Regions from separate parts of the Homo sapiens genome. Here region 2 is linked to region 1. The links are chromatin loops, found by intact Hi-C in ENCODE. Cell type or tissue: K562. All regions are shown on one strand. Each heading gives the region's core, and the rest is flanking DNA. Links, peaks and the distances in the headings are about the cores only.

Region 1 (4,403 bases), core at 118-4,117:
CTGGTGGCTTCATATTGGTTGATTATTCCAGGACGCATAGACTACACTATTTTTATACCTAGTAGCTATTGTACAAATTCATATAAACCCTTGGATTAAAGGTGTTTAGGATATAGAGCTATATCATTCCATGGAATCCTTCTGTCATTTTTACTGAGCCACAAAGTCCTCCCAGAAGCTGGGGAGTTTACTGTGTAAGCTTTCCTCATCTATGTGTGGGCTGTATAAACACAGCCTGTTAGCATGTATTTGAAAGTAAGTAGGTAATCTTGGGGGAAAACTATACTGCATAAATTGGGTTAGAAATGTATTTCCTTTCTTCCTAAACCACACTTAGTTTCTTTCAATGCTGTTTTTTTAAAGTCCTTTTAGTTTGTTTGAAAAATAAGTTACAGAACTATTTCTAACAGAAGATTGATTTTTTCTGCCTGTCACGATGTACCTACAAGGAAAGGGAAATGAGAATGTGTGTGAGACACAAACACATTATCTGAGCAATGATAAGCATAGTCATTTCCTAAATTAACTGACAGTTATGTTCTTCCTTTCCCCAGCTAGTTAATTATGTCAGAGCATTTCAAGTTTATTATGACTCTGGCAATGAAACTGACAGGAAGAAAATAATACAATGGATGAGTTTAATTCTGAGAGATACCATACAGAAAAGAAAACATAATGGACTTTGTCTTAATGAACTGACAACTTTCTCTTCTTTGGTAAAATCTTCCTTCTTGCTTACCTATACTTATGACACATGTTCAACTGAAAATTGCAAGATAAACATATACAACATGTACATTATGGGAAAATTGATTTTATACATTCCAAGAAAATACACAGTTGCAAAAGAAGAACACAGAAGCAGTCAAGGAATGATGCCTAGGGAATGTTTCGTAAAAAGTATTTTGAAGCAAGGTGTGTACATGGATTGAAAAAGAGTAAAGCAAGAAATTTTTTTAAATGGGAGAATGAGTGTAATGGATGGAAGTGGGAACAACAGTGATGATCACAGAAGGTATATGGTTTGCTAAACAGGACTGAGGGATGAGTGTTGCAGAGCAGAGAGAAATGCTGAATGTGGAATAGTTTGCAAGAGGTTTTAACTGTTAGGAAAATGTGGCAAACTGTTCTGTTTGTTTCTAGGCCAAGCATATAATGTAAGCCTTTTGAACGATTCCTGTGCATTGTCAACAGAGCCTGACCCTGTATTTCACATATTTTCTAGATATTTAAGAAACAATACAAAATAACAGCCATTTGAATACTGCTCTGAGGCTTAGGCCACAAAATTCCAGGGAAGGAACTGATATTTGGAACAACATCAAAGACCTTACACAATTTCCAAAGTAAGATTAACTAAATTTACTGTAATTTATTGAAACCACTGTTCCATATCTGCAAGTTAAAGTGAACCTCAAATTAAACAATTATAAGAAAAAGGTAATGTTTTAGCTCTTGAAACTTTCCAAGGACAATGAATAAAATAACTGGAAATTCAAGTTTGGGCCGAAGTTTAAAGACTTTTGTTTGGGCCGGGCGCGGTGGCTCACGCTTGTAATCCCAGCACTTTGGGAGGCGAGGCGGGCGGATCACGAGGTCAGGAGATCGAGACCATCCTGGCTAACACGGTGAAACCCCGTCTCTACTAAAAAAAATACAAAAAAATTAGCCGGGCGTGATGGTGGGCGCCTGTAGTCCTAGCTAGTCGGGAGGCTGAGGCAGGAGAATGGCGTGAACCCGGGAGGCGGAGCTTGCAGTGAGCTGAGATTGCGCCACTGCACTCCCGCCTGGGCCACAGAGCGAGACTCCGTCTCAAAAAAAAAAAAAAAAAGACTTTTGACACCCAATCTCTCTTTGCAGCAATAGCTGCCAAAGTTGTGACTACCAGTAATGTTCTTAAATACTGCCACCTGCTGGAAGTTCTCTAGAAATACTGTGCACAATGTTAAATGAGTGCTTCCAACATTTTCTATTTCAGTCCGAACGTATTCATCTCTATTCTTTCCGTGAAATCATTCACAGCTAGAGACAAAGGGAACTGGAAAATGTAGCAGCAGTGCTGAAAATTTGTATTTTTCTGTTAATTTATGATTTTTTATTGATTTTCATAAGCTTAAAATTGTTGTTTTGCTTATCTTCTCATTAGACGTCGAGTTACTAAGAAGATAAGTTTAAGACTGAGACATATAGTTCAACCAAGACTCCACTACTTGCTAACTTTGTAGTTTTAGGTAAATTGCTTAAACCTTCTAAGCCTCAGTTAACTCTTTTATAAACTGGAAAATTCTGAAGATTAGCGTTACTAAATGTAAAACACTAGTACCTAGTATGCATTTAATTACGGTTGTTTATGGAAACTATGATAATAAAGACAATAGTTTGGAGATTTGAAACGGCTCTTATTGGGGGAGGCATTTGGGATCTTAATCCAAGTCTTTTGTGTGGTGGTGGTGGTGGTATAGCTTCTGCAAGGCCAATGTGCAAGCTCTGATGCTCCCATTGTGGGAGCCTTGGTTAGGGATCACCAGGGAAAAAGTACTGAAGAGATAGCTATGAAGCAGTTATGATGTGCAAGAAGCATTTTGCTAGTACTCTTAGAGAACTTAGCATTGGCATCTTCCCTTGGAGCCACATACCCAGGAAACATTTGCTTAGGGCAAAATGAGGACTTTCCTTCACTCTATGCCCTGAGAGCACTCAACTTCCAACATGAGGGAAAATTGTGTTTTATGTTTCCTGTGTATGCAAGGAAATGATTAGGTGATATCTTTAAACACCAACTCCTATCCCTCCTCCCAATCTCAATGACAAAAAACAAACAAATCAGGCCAGGCATGGTCGGTGGTTCACACCTAAATCCCAGCACTTTGGGAGGCCAAGGTGGGCAAATCACTTGAAGTCAGGGGTTTAAGATCAACCTGGCCACCATGGTGAAACCCCTTCTCTACTAAAAATACAAAAATTAGCTGGGCATAGTGGCATACGTCTTTAGTCCCTGCTACTTGGGAGGCCTGAGGCAGGAGAATTGCTTGAACCTGGGAGGCAGAGGTTTCAGTGAGCCGAGATCATACCACTGCACTCCAGTCCGGACGACAGAGTGAAACCCCGTCTCAAAAAAAAAAAAAAAAAATTAGCCAGGTGTGGTGGCGGGTGCCTGTAATCCCAGCTACCTGGGAGGCTGAGACAGGAGAATCGCTTGAATTGGGGAGGCGGAGGTTGTAGTGAGTTGAGCCACTGTACTCCAGCCTGGGTGACAGAGTAAGTGAGACTTTATCTCAAAAAACAAAAATAATAAATAAATAAAAATGTTTATTCATGTTCCTTATATATGGCCTTTTGAGTTTCTACAAGGTGATATCTACTTTATCAACAAACTGAATGTCCTTTAAGCCCTTTGATTTCAGTTTTATAAGATAGTTGTCTTCAAGTTCTTGTTAGTTTTGCGCAATCTAGACCTCATACCACCTATGGTTAACTGACCAAAGGCACTATTTGTGAAGATCTGTCTGAAGCAGGTACAGGCACAAAAACAAGGCCAAAGCTGAGAGTAGAAAAAAATCACAATTCAACATTAAAGTGCTGGGGCATTTGAGGAACGAAAGTCTTTGTTGGCACATTGCTTTCACACTTACCTGGGATATTCTGCTCCCAGATATGTTCTGGGAACCTCAGGAGTATTTGACTAGCCTGACCCATGCTTGGTCATCAATTCTGGATGAAAAGTATCTACTCATAATCTGAGCATTTAATGGTTCTTGGATATTGTATCTTTTTTTGTTAAGTGGGGCTGTTTTTTCCTGTTTCTTTAATTTTGATACCAGTTTTCACAGACAAAAAGCTGCTCATTTTCTAGGAGCTAACTTACTTTTAATGGCTTAATTTATATTTATGGAATAAAGCAGACAACTGAACTTATTCTTTGATACTGTCATTTTTTTTTCATAATATAAATTGCCCTTCAGCCTAGACAAAACAGCTGAAGCCAATCTTGAGTTACCTATCTTGGGATTAAAGTGACTATAGTAGTGGTGGTAAAGCAGACAAGTTTCATCTAGCTCTTTTGTCCTGTTTTGAGTACTAAATTTTTGAAGGTTTTAGTTATTTTCATTGCCATATATCATAAATTCTGCAGAGTAAAGAATTCTGGCCATTGGAGAACATTGTTTTACATCCTTAATTACTGTACATTAATCTCTTATGGACTCAGTCAACTTTAAACTCTACTTCACAGGGATTGTTAGAAGAGGCAGCTAAGAAAGGTGAGCCTAGAAAAATCCTTTGTCTGGCCTCTCAGTAAATAGGTCTGGAGAACTGACTTACTGATAGAGAAAGAAGGGATACTCTACCTGTCCTCAGAATCCATTCCTCTTTTGCCCAGTAGTGTATTCTCTGTGTCTAGTACA
Region 2 (4,403 bases), core at 202-4,201, 430 kb before region 1:
AAGAGCTCAAACAACTGTAAGAAAAAGTGTAATAATCCAATCCAAAAATGGGCAAAATTTCTGAATAGACATTTCTCAAAAGAAGACATGAAAATGGAAAAGAGACATATGAAAAGGTGTTCAACATCATTGATCATCAGAGAAATGCAAATCAGAATTACAATATTATCTCACCCCAGTTAAAATGGCTTAAATCCAAAAGACAGGCAATAGCAAATGCAGGTGACGATGTGGAGTAAAGGGAACACTTGTACACTATTGGTGAGAAAGTAAATTAGTACCATCACTATGGAGAACAGTTTAGAGGTTCCTCAAAAAATTAAAAATTGAGCTACCATATGATCCAGCAATCTCACTGCTAGGTGTATACCCAAAAGAGTGGAAATCAGTACATCTAAGAGATATCTCCACTTTTATGTTTGTTGTGGCACTGTTTACAATAGCTAAGATTTGAAAGCAAACTAAGTATCCATCAACAGATAATGAATAAAGAAAATGTGGTACATGTACACAATGGATTACTATTTAGCCATAAACAAATGAGATTCAGTAATATGCAACAACATGGATGGAACTGGAGATTATTGTGTTATGTGAAATAGGCCAAGCATAGAAAGAGATATATCACATGTTCTTATTTATTTGTGGTATCTAAAAATCAAAACAGTCGGACACAGACAGTAGACGAATGTTTACCAGAGGCTGGGAAAGGTAGTGGGAGTAGGGGGTGGATGGGGATGGTTAATGAATACAAACAAAAACAGAAAGAATAAATAAGAACTAATATTTTATAGCACAACAGGATGATTATAGTCAATAATAACTTAATTTTACATTTTAAAACAATCGAAAGAGTGTAATTGGATTATTTATAAACCAAAGGACAAACGTTTGAGGGAATAAATAAAACATTCTCCATGATGTGCTTATTTTACATTGCATGCCTGTATCAAAATATTTCATATACCCCATTAATATATATGTCTACTATGTAACCACGAATAAAATAAAATAATTAAAAACAACACAATCTCATTGATTAAAAGTGTCTAAATAATCCTAAGAAGGAAATAATCTCAAATTTTGCCTGGTCCTGAGAATATTTACATGAGACTCAACTCCTTGGAAAGAATGTCCAAAATTCCTATTGAAAAAAATTGACAATAATGACTCTGTGAGTGGAAGTGAGAGAGCCACAAGCACAAAACAGACTGATGGAATAGAACTTGCATCTTCCCATTCCCATTACAGTTGAAATTATTCATTGAAATAACATACTTCAAGTATTAGTGTAATTGCTTTTCTATGAATAAATATCTGACACTACGTAATTTATGAAGAAAAGAGGTTTAATCGGCTCATGGTTCTGCAGACTTTACAGAAAGCATGATAGTGGCGTCTGCTCCTAATGAGGCCTCAGGAAGCTTACAATCATGGTGGAAGGTGACAGAAGAAGCCTGCATGTCACACGGTGAGAGCAGGTGCAAAAGGGAGAGAAGAGGGGAAATCCCATTCTTTTAAGCAACCAGATCTGATGTAAACTAACTGTGTGAGAATTCACTGATTACTAAGTGATGGTGCTAATCTATTTATGACGGATCAAATTCCATGATCTAATCACCTCCAACCAGTCCCTACCTGCAACATTGAAAATCACATTGTTACAGTCTCGCCAATGCACCACAATGTAGCAGTCTCTTGTTGCCTAAGGTAGTACCCAGGAGTTCTTTGTCTCACGACCAGGAAAGTTAAGGAGTGCAGACACCAAGGGTGATGTTGGAGTGCAAGCTTAATAAGCTAAAGCAGAAGGCCCTCCACTGTGGAGAGGGGGCCTGGAAGAGTGTTGCCATTTTTACAGTTGAATGCAAAGGCTTTTATTAAAAAAACAAATGAGGGGTGGGCATCTTATTTGCATAAGGCATAACTTGATGGTAGCTCCACTCCATCCTTTTAGCGTGTATGTGGGCCCTTAGCTTGAGTTGCTCCATCCCAAATCTTGGGATCTTGCTGTTCACAGAGATGTGGGTATCATGTAAGCTTATGACTAACAAAATGTTAATCTTAAATAGTCCTAAAGAGGGCAGTGTTTTAAAACTTTTAAAAATTTACATTTCAATGATCTGGGTCAGCTGTGAAATGACTTAGAGTTTTTGTCCATCTTTTGCAAACAGTAAGACAAGCATTCCCTATCTATACTGCCTATTGATAGGTTTTTATTAGATCTAACTGAAAATCATCTCAAGAAACAGCAGGTCCTGATGGCTTATTGTCATTAGTGAGAACAACAGAGTATCAATTTAAATTACATCTGTTGTATTAAGAATATATCCTTTAGTAATTAAATGAAATAGCACATTTAGCTTCACAGGGTGCTTTAGTGATGAATTCATCCTGTGAGAGTTCTATCAAAATACAGAGCTGCTCAATATCACATGTAAAGCAGGAGTCACATTACAATGATAAACATCTTACATGATAACGATGCATGGGTGTGTGCATGTGAGTGGGCATTTGAGTATTAGCATGAGGAGAATAGTGTGAGTGTACATCCATGTGAATGTAGAAGTGAGTGTGTGATTGTTATTGTATATGTATGTTACTATATCACACACATCCATCATTTCCACTGAATTGTTGAAGATTTTAAGCCAACTTTTAGGAAAATACTATCCCTACCTGCAAGTCCCCCAGTTCTCCTGCATGCTAACCTTTTCCCTGGGTAAAAATAGAAGTTGATAACAAATGTGAGCTTGCCTCTTGTGTGTGTAGTTTGCAGACAGGGTACAACCACCACTGAAAATCAATTACAATGACAAATACATGTCAGGCACTTATCAGAGAACACAACCAGGAATGAACTGCAACCTCTCCCTTCCCAAAATCTCCCTTAGATAAGTTAACTTCCCCTTCCTGATGATTTCCTCTTGACAATCTCCTTATGAAAGAATCTTCTTCCTTAAATAGCAGACATGGCTTCACTGTCCTCAGTGCCCTCTACCGGGCTAACAAATTGTTACTGTCCTTTGCAAAAGCACAGCTAAAAGAGTTTCCTTTTTTTTTTTTTTGGTCTTCTAAAAAATAACTATATGTTTAACTTTTATTATATTAAGGTTAACTTAATTTTTTGCCCCTTTTAGTCTTTTTTTTTTTTTTTTTTTTTTTTGAGACGGAGTCTCGCTCTGTCGCCCAGGCTGGAGTGCAGTGGTGGGATCTCGGCTCACTGCAAGCTCTGCCTCCTGGGTTCACACCATTCTCCTGCCTCAGCCTCCCAAGTAGCTGGGACTACAGGCGCCCACCACCATGCCCGGCTAACTTTTTGTATTTTGTTTAGTAGAAACGGGGTTTCACCGTGTTAGCCAGGATAGTCTCGATCTCCTGACCTCGCGATCTGCCCGTCTCGGCCTCCCAAAGTGCTGGGATTACAGGCGTGAGCCACTGCGCCCAGCCACCCCTTTTAATCTTATAAGTGTTCTTGAATACTTTTGAGAACCTTAATAAATGGTAACTCTCCTACAATCTTTAAAGGGAAACTACGTGTAAATAAAATTGAGGTTTACAGTGCTAGTTCATTGTGTTGAAGATTTTCATAACATATGAGATGAATATTATTATCCTCACTTAGCAAACAAGGAAACTGAGGCTAAGAAAGGTTAAATGACTTACTTCTTCTAGTCACTCAGTTGAGAGGAAGCATCATTTATCTCTTTACGCTGAAGAACATGACTAGAATAGCATCTCCTGGGAGGTGCTTAGTAACTGTTGAATGATGCCAGCTACTTAGCTCTGAAAAAAATACAGTCATCAAACAGTTCAAGGGGAAAAACACCTTTTCATCAGTTACTTCAATATTTCAGTAAAAATGGAATTTTAAATCTTGGTCATCTCCCCTACCCCAAACCATCTCCTCCACTACTGCACTATAATTTCATTTCACTTGGTAGGTGTTATACCAGGGATGGTAGCGACCTTCATTGACCACAGAAAAACAAAATTGTGGAAATAGCTTTCTAAATGCAAGAGTGAGTGAATTTCTAAGCAAGGATATAAATGTGTTCCTGGCCGGGCGCGGTGGCTCATACCTGTAATCCCAGCACTTTCGGAGGCCGAGGTGGGCAGATCACCTGAGGTCAGGAGTTTGAGACCAGCCTGGTTAACATGGTGAAACCCCCTTTCTACTAAAAATACAAAAAAAATGACCGGGTGTGGTGGCTCGTGCCTGTAATCCCAGCTACTCGGGAGGCTGCGGCAGGAGAATTGCTTGAACCCGGAAGGCGGAGGTTGTAGTGAGCCAAGATGGCGCCATTGCACTCCAGCTTGGGCAACAAGAGCGAAATTCAGTCTCAAAATAAATAAATAAATGTGTTCCTTACCTTTAAGATGGCAGTAATACACTAGACACTAGA

What was found. A loop is a pair of places that touch in the nucleus more often than their neighbours do. Peaks named below come from ENCODE experiments on the same cell type or tissue, not always from the same donor. Only the 100,000 strongest peaks of a DNase experiment are listed, where the experiment ranks them.
Region 2: it touches region 1 in a loop (8-fold over the local background); 26 of 110 quality-filtered maps call a loop at or near these places.

Annotation. Positions count from the first base shown.
Region 1 is chr12:21,678,643-21,683,045 of GRCh38, forward strand. The region is part of intron 1 of KCNJ8-AS1 (KCNJ8 antisense RNA 1); the gene reads left to right. Among named protein-coding and RNA genes, the nearest start is that of KCNJ8-AS1, 19 kb to the left of the region's middle. In K562, for the core only: a CTCF peak has its summit at 1,913 (motif pointing left); a DNase peak (open chromatin) is centred at 1,892.
Region 2 is chr12:21,246,815-21,251,217 of GRCh38, forward strand. LOC124902895 (a long non-coding RNA gene) reads right to left here and starts at 3,749. Exons shown (of 2, transcript XR_007063239.1): 1 at 3,664-3,749. RefSeq lists an enhancer at 2,746-3,246. In K562, for the core only: a CTCF peak has its summit at 2,090; no DNase peak of the experiment used is centred there.